Regions from separate parts of the Homo sapiens genome. Here region 1 is linked to region 2. A link is a contact called in ENCODE Hi-C data. All regions are on one chromosome and are shown on one strand. Each heading gives the region's core, a stretch centred on a gene start or an enhancer-like site at or near the end of the contact. The rest is flanking DNA. Distances are from core to core; before and after follow the strand shown.

Region 1 (5,101 bases), core at 785-3,284, 100 kb before region 2:
CAGGGAATAAAAATCCTCTTTTCCTGGGGAGAATCTTCCCTCTGTGGGACAAGAGTGCTGACTCTGTGCCTTCACTTGCCCAAGGATAGGCCTGGGCTCAGAACTTGCCAAAGCTTGTCCTTCCTCCCCCAATGGCTAAGAGGGCCAGTGACCCCAGCAGTATCATGTTTTCATGAGATTTGTCATCTGGGGACTGGGACAGAAGCATCTGTCTTTCTCTAGATCCACTAGTTAAATGGAACACATGAGCCTAATACTCCAGGAACGACTCCCCTTCCTCCTCTTCCCCACCTCCATCACCCCACTTTCCATAATGGAGAAAGCCTGCCTAGGAAGTAGATGCCTAGGAGACAGCAAGCTCAGACAGTCAGAGAGACAGAAACCTGAGGGTTAAATGTGGGTGCCTGAAGCCAGTCACACCTGGACCTCTCAAATACTGGAGACAACAAATTTCTTTTTTCATTTTTTCCTCTTTAACTCCTTTAAGTTCAGTTTCTACTATTTGCAATAAAAAAGAATTTTTAGTTCTTCAATGTACCTTGTCATTCCCGTTCTCAGTGGCGCCCCTGCATGCACTGTTCCTGCTGCGTGTAGTGTCTGTGCAGACTGTGTCCACCAGATCTAGCCAAGAGTCAAATCAAGGGCCTCTGCCTCTAAGAAGCCTTCTGTCCCTGCCATTCTGCTGGCTGCTGGGAAGCTGTATCACTGCAGATCTTTCTCACTGAGCAGTGATTCCCCAGCAAGTGCAGATACCTCCTCCCCTAGACTCTGTGCTCCCTAAGGGAGACAGCACTGTGTTCATCATATCCTTAGTCCTAAATGGAGCACAGGAAAGAAGAGCTCCCAGAACCAGAGGGACAGCTGTGTGGAAAGAGCCACCCAAAAGGAGCTGTAGCCTCGGGGAGAAATATGGCCAACCAGCAATGACCTGTGGGGAGGGCCAGGGAATCAGACCCAGTGCCATGCTCCTGCTGCCTGTCTGGAGGCAAGGTGGCCCAGGGCTGCATTCCTTACCACTGCAGACGGAGGAGCCTGGAGAGTGAATCTAGAGAAGGAAGGGGAAGATACCCAGCCCCCGAGCCTCCTCTCTAGAAGGGATAAGAAGGCCTCTAGAGGGGAGATAGAGGGACTCTCAGACCATTAGGTACCCAAGGCCCAATAACCTCCTTCGAAGATATTTATTTTATTAAACTCTCCTTAATTACCTCATTTGAGTGTGGTATTTGTTTCCCACCTGCACTCTGACTGATACTTCTAGATATTCCGGTGTTCCCTCCCCAGCCCACCCAGCTGAGGCACCTCACTTTGAAGAGACATGGCTGGTGATGCCCAAGGCGGGGCAAAGGAGGCAGAATACTGAGAGCTGATTGAACCAGGAAGAACAAGAAGCCTCAGTGGCCTGCACAACATCACATAGCAACAGAGCTAAGAATAGACCTCCGGCCTCCTGCCACCCACCCAACCGGAGCCTCCCCTCCATTCGTGCATGAGAGCACACAACAGGGGACTCTCACTAAGAGACCCCTTCTTCCATCCTACTGGAAGCTACTACATTTCATTAAGCTAATGAATGTTGTTCCCGAACACAGGGTTATTTGGGGGTGTCTTTTAGAGGCAGAAGGAAAATCTGAGCAAAACAAGCAAATCTACTCCTCCAAAGGAAAGCTGCAATCCCAAGCCTGCCTTGGGCAGCAGTGGGCCTGGGGGGGCACATGTTGGCTCAAGGGTCTCTGCCTCTAAGAAGGCGGAATTACGGATATAATCAGCAGCCGCCCAGCAGCCCTGCCAGCCCGGGCCTGCAGTCCATACTCAGCAAGGTGCCCCTGCAGCCACACCTCCCCAGCTCTCTGCCGCACCAACACTGCGGAAGGCATGCTGGGCTGGGAACCCGAGGGCTGGGCTCCAGTCCAGCTCTGCCACTAGCTAGCTGCGTGACTTTGAGCAGCCCACTTTCCTTTTCTGGGCCAAAATTTTCTCCTCTGTAAAAGGAAGGCTTGGAATTCCGGCCTCTGAGAGGACTTCCATCTCTATCTCTCTACGGTTTTACGACATCCCAGCCGTGTTTCTCAGCATTTGGGGCACGACATTCCTTTCCAATGCAGACTGAAAGCTGCATGGCAGAATGTTTTGTATTCCTGGGCTGGCATCAATGTCACGGTGATAGCCCCAAACCTTTCTACTCATTTTCAGTCCCCCCCCGCAGGAGGGCAGCTCTGCCCTAGATAAAGACCTCATACAGAAGGAGCAGAGAGGTTTGGGAGGCAATGTCACTTTTCTCTGCAACTCCTTGGCCACTCCTTCAAGAAAAATAAGAATGCCTTTACATCACTCCAGGAAAATGCCCAAATAATTCACTTCTATTGGTATAAGTTGAATGTTTATGCCCCCTAAAAATTTGTATGTTGAAACCTTATCCCCTGTGTGATGGTATTTGGAGCTTGGACATCTGGGCAGTGGTTAGGTCATGAGGGTAGAATCCTCATGACGGAGATTACAGCAGTTGTAAAAGAGATCACAGAGAGCTCTCTCACCCCTTCCTCCATGGGAGGACACAGTGGAAAGACGGCCATCTATGAATCAGGAAACGAGCATGTACCAGAACTCTACCATGCTGGCACCCTGATCTAGGACTTCCCAGCCTCCAAAACTGTGAGAAATAAATTCACAAGCCATGGTATTTTATTATAGCAGCTGAACAGACTAAGGTACCTACGCAGGCAGGTTATCTCAGGAAGTTGCAGTGAGTGGGGTAGTGAGGTCTATATTTTGGATTTAATCCCCAAGGAAAAAAGAATTTGATTCCATAGCATCCAAAGACATTACTAACACCAGTCAACAAAATGTGATCTGTGGTTTCCGAGGAGGGTGGATGTAGAACATTACTCATCAATCAATCCAACTGTAAAAACACTAACTCAAAGACCTAAAGACTAGAACTAAAAAGATATTTCCTCCCTAGAGCATTCCTACTTTTTCAAATGACTTCATATGCATTTTCCAAATGGAGCCCTGCTATGAAGCAGGGAGGGCTGTTCTTGCCAGCCTTGTTTGGAAGTTGGCATGTGTCCAAGTTCCTACCAGAACCTTAGCCTTGTGAATCCCAGCTTTTGGCTTGCCCATGGTTTCAAGGAGAAGAAACACAAAGGAGAAGAACAGCCAAGTCGTGGTGGGAAGCTGGGGAGCAGGCCTTGTAACTTGTAACTGAAATTTGACTCAAATGGAATACCCCTTATAGCTCTGGCCTGCAGGGGGACAGACTAGACTGGACAAGGGCGGAGTGCAGACAGCCAACCTCACGTCACGTCATAGCACAAGAGGACCAGTGGCTCAGCAAAGTTGGACTTGAAAAGAAGGAGTGGGCATGCGTGGGAGTGGTAATGGAGATGCAAGATTACCTAAGGCTGTTTGAGGGGCTCCCTGGAGAGGTGTGGGACCCTGTGCAAAATCAGATCTGCATGAGGTAGGATTGGGAAGGAAGAAGAACAGGACTTGAATTGCATTTAGTCATCTCTGGTGTGTCCAGGTAGGAATAGAAGCTACCACTGAGAATCTCTCACCAGTGGAATTCCATTCGGGAGCCATCAGGAAAGAATGAACTCTTAGGAGGAGCCCTAGGTGGAAGCTCCTCCTTCTCAAAGTCCGAACACCATTGCTTCCCCAGCCTACCCCGGGCCTCCATAGTTATGGCCACTTGGATCTGAAAGTTTGGGGTTCTAGCCCTGAACCTCTCTCAGACTCCAACTTTAGCCCTGAGATTATTGACTGACCTCTCTATCCTCATTCTTCCTTTTGACAAAAATCTCTGCAGTTCAACATGGACAGATAACACAAAGAAAGAAGACTGATGTCCATGGAGTCAGTGAGCTTATGATGAAGCCACGGCTAGCATGCATCATCGCTTCAGTCATCAAAAATTCATTAAGTGCCCATCTGCAAAAGGCACTATACTAATTCTCCTAGAAGGAGAATGTCAATATGGCTTCCTTGTGCCCTGCCAAGTTTTTATTAATGTGCTTATTAGGTGAGAAATATCTACTTCCCTGTGTTTAAAGAGGAGACTGAGAAAATACAGGAATCCTAGCTTCCTTCTTACTCCATAAGGCAAACTTTCAAATAATAAGCAGATCCACAGCAGATGGACTGGTTTTTAGCACTCCTGAGGGGGAGAGGATGGAGCCAGTCTGTCTCTGTCTCTCTCTAAATCTAGAGAGAACGTGAGCCAGCGTGAGCGTGAGCATGTCCGCCTGTGTGTGTGTGAGAACTACAGGGAGAAAGAGAAGGGGACAGGGCTGAAGGAAGGAAAGGAGGGAAGAGGAAGGAGGGCCCAGAAAGGAGAAAAAAGAAACAGTAATCACCCAGAGCAGAGTAGAAGAATCACGAGGACAAGGAGGCCAAACAAGGGAGAAGTCAGACATGGAATGGGTGGGGAGAGCAAAAGGGGGAAAAAAAAGCCAAGAAATAAAGCAAAAAAAATAAAAATAAAAAAAATAAATTGTTAATACAGGAACTCATTGATTTCGAATCCATAACTAGACACTTAATTAGTTATGTGAATTGAGCACTTTATAAAAGGAGACCATCAGAAAAGCCAGCTCATTAAACGCTGTGGCAAGATTCAGGACACTAGGGACTCACTTCCGTCCCTGCTACCAGCCGGCAAGGTGGCCCAGCTGAGCACCTCTCATTCTGAAACGTCTATAAAATAAAGGAGTCAGACTAGCAGAGGTGGACACTTCTTTCCAGTTCCATCTTAGATGGTAATTCCAATTACCATCTAAGAGGCTATGAACAAACGAAACTATCAGACACCTCAGGCCTTTAAAGAAACCACAGACAGTGAGATGCTTCTGTGGCCAAGTTTGCCCCGGCTCTCCCGGGCCAGGATGGAACTGGTTCTGACCACAGTCAGACTCCTACTGTCAGGACGGAGTCCCGAAGACCAGGCTTTGGGGACACTAGGCGGCAGTGTCCCTGTGCCAGTCCTTGCCTTGTGTCCCCCGCTGCGCCAACACATGCTGTCCACGGAGAGTTCTCTTCTCGGCAGACAGATGACCTCCGCCTCCTCTCCCAGGCTCTCCTGCCCATGCTTCCTCTAGAAGAT
Region 2 (5,374 bases), core at 1,120-3,619:
GAGAGGCTCACGCAATGGGGTGGCCGCAGGGCTCCTGCGAGGGCAGTCCCCTGTCTATTCACTGAGAGGAAAGCTCTTTAGCTCTGTTTGGAAGCATTTTCACCAACTCTGTCTGGAATCTTCCACCCAGGCCCTTCTCCCTGACTACTCCATCCTAGTCTTGTGAATCCAGACCCCAAATCCACAGACCTTGGAGTTATACACTAAGGGCTGGACTCAGGAGTGGAAGAAAGAGCAGGTCTAGGGGAGTCTCCGAGGACACCGCAGCCTGTTACTGTCTCTGCCCAAGTCACTCTGAATGGCTCTCCTCTGATTCCTCCTTTTCCTCCTTCTTCTTTCCCTCCTGGGGAGCCCAGGACAAGATCACCGCCTGGCTGTATCCTCCCTGTCGCAGCGGGAGCCTATCCACCCTGGTCTCCATCTTGTGACACACGAGGTCCCCTCTTCACCCAGGACTTCAGCTTTGCCCTCTTGGGGCTGGCTTCAGGCCCAAGGCATGATCCAAAACTTTCCACAGCTCAGTTTGCAGAGACAAGGGAGTGCCATGGAAAGAGGAGATGCAGAAGCCATCTGAACACAGACGTTTAGGAAAAAGGAAGGAAAGTACAGTCAATTAAACCCACTGCCATGTTGGAGGGCAATGTCATTGTGGCCGCTGGGATGGGAAGATAGTCAGGCAGCTCTGGCCCCGAAGCCTGGGGTGACTGGAGGGAGGAGCATGGTGAGTCCCTCGTATGCTCTCCAGCATGAGAAAGCAGCCCACTCTGCCCTGCCTGGGCACCACGCTTCTCCCAACCTTCCCCAGGTCTCTCCTGATACCCTCTCTTCCTCAGGAAGGTGCCAGCACCCCCACTGCTCTGGCCTGTCCCACCTAACTCTCTCTGAAGTCCCTGTGAGAAACACTGAATGATGTGGCCTCCGTAAGTCCTTTAAAAATAGACTGTGGATCCCCTGAAAAAAAAAAAAAAGTCCCTGTCTAAAAATAGCTCTCAGCATCTAGGGGAGAAAAAAAGAAACTGCAGCAAAATTCAACTGGAGCAGTGACTTTCCTGTCTCTGATGTTCCGGGTCAGCTCCAGCACTGGAGAAGGCTGCGAGGGAGACAGGGGAGGAGAGGGTCCTTCAAGGACAGAGGAAGGATCAGAATCTCAATCTGCAGCAAACACCTCTCTCCATTCCCTGACTTGTGGTCATTGGGCCCTGCCTGGTCCAAGCAGCCAGGCAGTGCTCAAGACAGCAGCACGGAGCAGCAGATCCCTGGGTTGGCAATAGGAGCCTTGAAGAGTGGCCGCAGGGATCCAGGGATGGAGAGGCCTCCCAGGCATGGGTGCACCGCCCTGCAGAGGCCCTAAGGATGTGTACTCAGTGGAAGCTGGAGTCAGGACCAGATCTGATGCTGAAAGTACCTGTGAGCCAAATAGCTCGGAATGACTAAGGGGTGAGGGAGATGCTCTCTCTTGAAGAGCCACTGCTTCTGCATTCAACAAAGGTGAAAAGGAACCCTTTTGGGAACTGTCACTCAGAAAAGTCAGAACTCCTATCCAGGACTTGAGTGCAGGAGAAGGGGAGCCCCATGGACTTCTTTGTGTAAGATCCTTTCTGTGGCTGGCAGTGAGAGAATAGCATAGAGACATGATTTTACCTGCTAAAAATGTTTTAAGGAATATGAAAAGGATGCATACATACACACACACACACACACACACACACACACACACACACACACACACGCTTTTCAATTATGAGAGACAGGGTCTGCTTATTTTGCTCATGCCAGAAAACTATCACAGTAAGCTGGAGAAAAGTCAGGCTGCAGCTTAAGAAGGAAGACTCCTGGTCCCTCTGTTTAGCTGTGATGGGGGCTCCCTCCGAACAGTGAGTTGCATGTGTTGGTCACAGGGACAAGTGAATGTTAGTAAGCTAATGAGATCATTTTTTGGAACTATACGCCAAGTCCTCAAACTAAATGTTTATAGCTAATGTTTTGTTATGATAATTTGCCATTGAGGTGTACACCCTCATGCCCACAAACACACACGTTATGGAAATTTGTTCCTCGAATTAATACCTATGCAGCCCACCATGGATTCTGCACGTCCCAACATCACCTGGGCTCATATCTTATCTCCGAAACCATTAGAAGGCCACTGTCATGCCGAGAAAGGGAACAGAGTGGTTTTTAGGGACTGAAATGCAAGTCCCTGCGGGATCACTTGTTAGAGATTAAGCTGTTTCCAAAGCTGTGGTCCTGGGAAAGAGGCTTAATGAGGGAGAAAGAGGCAGGGACGCCACGGACCGGTTAGGCGGCACGTTCCTGCTCAGCAGGCACTGTGGCTGTTATGCTGCCCTCTGTGGCGGTCAGAATATGCGTGTCCCCAGAAGACAGCAGCTGACAGGGCATGCGGCAGCACTCACAAGAGGTCATGACCCATACTTGTTTGCAAGTTCAAGGCAGGTAAAATAACCTCTCAGTCATTTTTGTCTTCTTAGCCCCAAAACCTGCTTTCCTGTCTTTTTCTCCCTTAGGAATTACTCTGCCTCCCCCACCCCAAGGGACCTCATCCTGACCTATGCCACAACATTCAGGGTTGACAGCCACCTGCAAGCTGGCCAGTCCAAACCCCAGGCATGCCTCCCCTTCTCTCCACGACGCTCCTGGGCAGGGAACATCTGGGTCCCGCCAGCCCAGCCCTCCCTTGCTGGCATTTTGCCCAGCTCCTTTCCCTCTCTCCTGAGCTTACTCTATCTGCAAAGCCAGGAGAGCGACCTGTGTTTCTTCTCATACTACAGGTCACCCGCGGCATAAACGGCTTAATGTGGATGTACTTTAAGGAAAGGGAGGAAAACCAAACAACTTAGAAAATCAACCATCCCCCCTCCCTGCCAAGCCTTGGTTCTCGACGGTGTCTGTGCACATCAAGATTGCAGCGATGTGCGGGGGCCTCGGGCACGCAGTGTTGCAGTATTTTCTGAAAGGCTTTGCTCGCTCTCTTCAGTACTTTTCCTCTTCTCACAGCCTGGAGCCTGCAGAGAAATAGCCCTGGTTCCCCCTAGTGGCAGAAGCTCATAGCGCCGACCTGGGACACTTCCCACGATCGTGGTAATTAGCCAGTAGTTTAGTTACAACCACACTCTCATTAACTAACAGCGGGAGAAGAGACTGTCCCTGTTTCCTTGGAGACCTAGCAGCGCGTGCTTCTATTGCATTGACTGTTCCTGTAAGCTCAAAAGCCCCCAGGTTGTTATCGCATAGTGTTTACTGCATTGGATGGAGACCAAGACCTGGTAACACTGTGTTCCCCGCCGGTGCTTCTCAAAGTGTGGTCCTTGACCTATGCATCAGCATCACCTGGGAGCTGGATAGAAATGCAAATTCTCAGGCCTCTTACGCCTACTGAGTCCATAACTCGGGGGTTCAGAGCCCAGGAATCTGCATTTTGACAAGTTCTCCAGCTGATTCTGATCCACAATGAAGAATGAGGACTGACCTAGACAAAGCATGCCCTGGTATTTTGTTCCTATTAATAACCAGAAACAGCTGGGCACAGTGGCTCACACCTGTTATCCCAGCACTTTGGGAGGCCGAGGCAGGCAGATCACCTGAGGTCAAGAGTTTGAGACCAGCCTGACCAACATGGAGAAACCCCATCTCTACTAAAAATATAAAATTAGCCGGGCGTGGTGGCACATGCCTGTAATCCCAGCTACTCAGGAGGCTGGAGATTCGCTTGAACCCGGGAGGCGGAGGTTGCAGTGAGCCAAGATCACGCCATTGCACTCCAGCCTGGGCGACAAGAGGGAAACTGAAAAAAAAAAAAAAAACAGAGACTTTTCCCATTAAAGAGCTAAACAAAAGGAAGTGGAAAGATACTTCTTCCTTGTTCCAAGCAATATGTACCCAATATGATTCCAATCAATAACATTTATGTATTGACTGGAATGAGAAATGCCTTCTCCCAGGTTTGTCTCTAAGGAGATTCCCCTACTCCCCCCATCGTCATCCACTTCGTCATCTAAACCCGCCTTGGAATGGAGTCACTGAAGCATCTCCAAGAGATGAAGCAGTACTTGGAAATTAAAAGCAGTGAGGACTCTGTCACCAGCAGGCGAGGTGGCCTCACAGAGCCCCCTGAGCTGGCACCGGCTGGCACAAGGTAAGCAGGACCAAAAAAGAAACCAGACACCAGGCAAGTGACTGTTGACACAGGAAATGTAAGCCTTAGCCCTGTGCTTGCACTTTTCCAGCCTAGTGCTGTGAAATGCATAAATTACTGTCAACATTGTTGAGCTCAGAAGGGCTCAGCATCACTTTGATGAGTTGACTGGTTCTAAGAGGCCAATCTCATTTTATTTTAACCAGTATTTTTTTTTTAAATGCTTGCTTATGTGGGAGATGGGGGCCGCTTTTAATATGCTTCAGACTGCGGAAAGTAGCAAGTTGGTGACAAATGACCCATAACACAGGAGGAAAAACTGAACGTACCACTGTCTATTGCAGGAGGAAACCTGGAGATCACCTAAATCAACTTCCCGCTTGCCAGAGGGGGAAACCAAGGCCCTGAGTGGAAGACTGACACCAGAGGAAAAAGGGTTGCATACAAGGTCACCTTCCATGTCTCCCCTCCTCACTCCGGGTCCAGTGATCAGGTAGGCGTTCAAAATAATTCAGCCTGATTCTTAGCCTGGTGAGATTCAAGAAAATCTGTAAGCAAGTGGTATTTAATTTGACTTGGAAAATCATTTTTCCAAAGGACACCTGATCCCTTTGCTGTGTTATATCCTGGTCCCTACAGATAATATCCCTCCACAGAGCACACTGAGCCAAAGTTCCCAGGGCGTCCAGCCTCTGCGTGGAGTTTCCAGGAACACTTCCTGCTGCTTCCTCTACGACCTCTTCCTGGAAGTTGCAGGCACCCATAAGCAAGGACTCTCTAAGATGTCCACTTGCTTTCACAGGCCAGGAGATCGGGAGCCTTTGAGGCCTCAGCTCCCCTACATCTACTTGGAATCCCCGAGCAGCCACCTTTACTTCTGCACCCAATACCTCCGGCGGAGTGGGGCAGAAGGGCAGGTGATTGCCCCTTAACTGGTCATCCAGCCACATCTGGACGGCTGGCCGCACCTCTGTCAAAGGGGAAGAGAATCCGGCAGCCCCTTAGGAAGGCAGTGCTGACTCCTAGCCCTGAGTAGGTTCACACCGCAGGCTGGGTTGGTCCTTCCCTGTGAGCTCTTCCAACAGGCATGGCTTACCCCAGGGCAGCACTGAGCGTCTAGGGAGAAATATTAAATACAAGTGGTGATGTCTCCCTCTAGTGGAGAGTAGTCAGAATGCGAATGTGGCTCTGAATCTTCAAGGAAGGCAGGAAGGGCTCTGC

Evidence for each region. A loop is a pair of places that touch in the nucleus more often than their neighbours do. Pooled maps may share reads with other maps.
Region 1: a loop to region 2 is called in a map of GM12878, with 2.9 times the contacts of the local background. The contact joins two enhancer-like sites. A Hi-C loop is called at or near these places in 3 of 168 maps with a recorded cell type or tissue (Caco-2, GM12878 and breast epithelium), 19 of 37 single-sample maps with no recorded cell type and 13 of 50 pooled maps.

What each region holds. Positions count from the first base shown.
Region 1 is chr12:4,957,049-4,962,149 of GRCh38, reverse strand. No RefSeq gene overlaps it. Among named protein-coding and RNA genes, the nearest start is that of KCNA1, 50 kb to the right of the region's middle. Within about 2 kb of position 2,034, at least 3 of the 41 ENCODE cell types and tissues checked have a DNase peak (open chromatin) inside an H3K27ac peak, as active enhancers do.
Region 2 is chr12:4,855,571-4,860,944 of GRCh38, reverse strand. No RefSeq gene overlaps it. Among named protein-coding and RNA genes, the nearest start is that of KCNA6-AS1, 27 kb to the right of the region's middle. RefSeq lists enhancers at 2,928-3,222, 2,751-3,394, 5,250-5,299, 5,310-5,359. Within about 2 kb of position 2,369, at least 3 of the 41 ENCODE cell types and tissues checked have a DNase peak (open chromatin) inside an H3K27ac peak, as active enhancers do.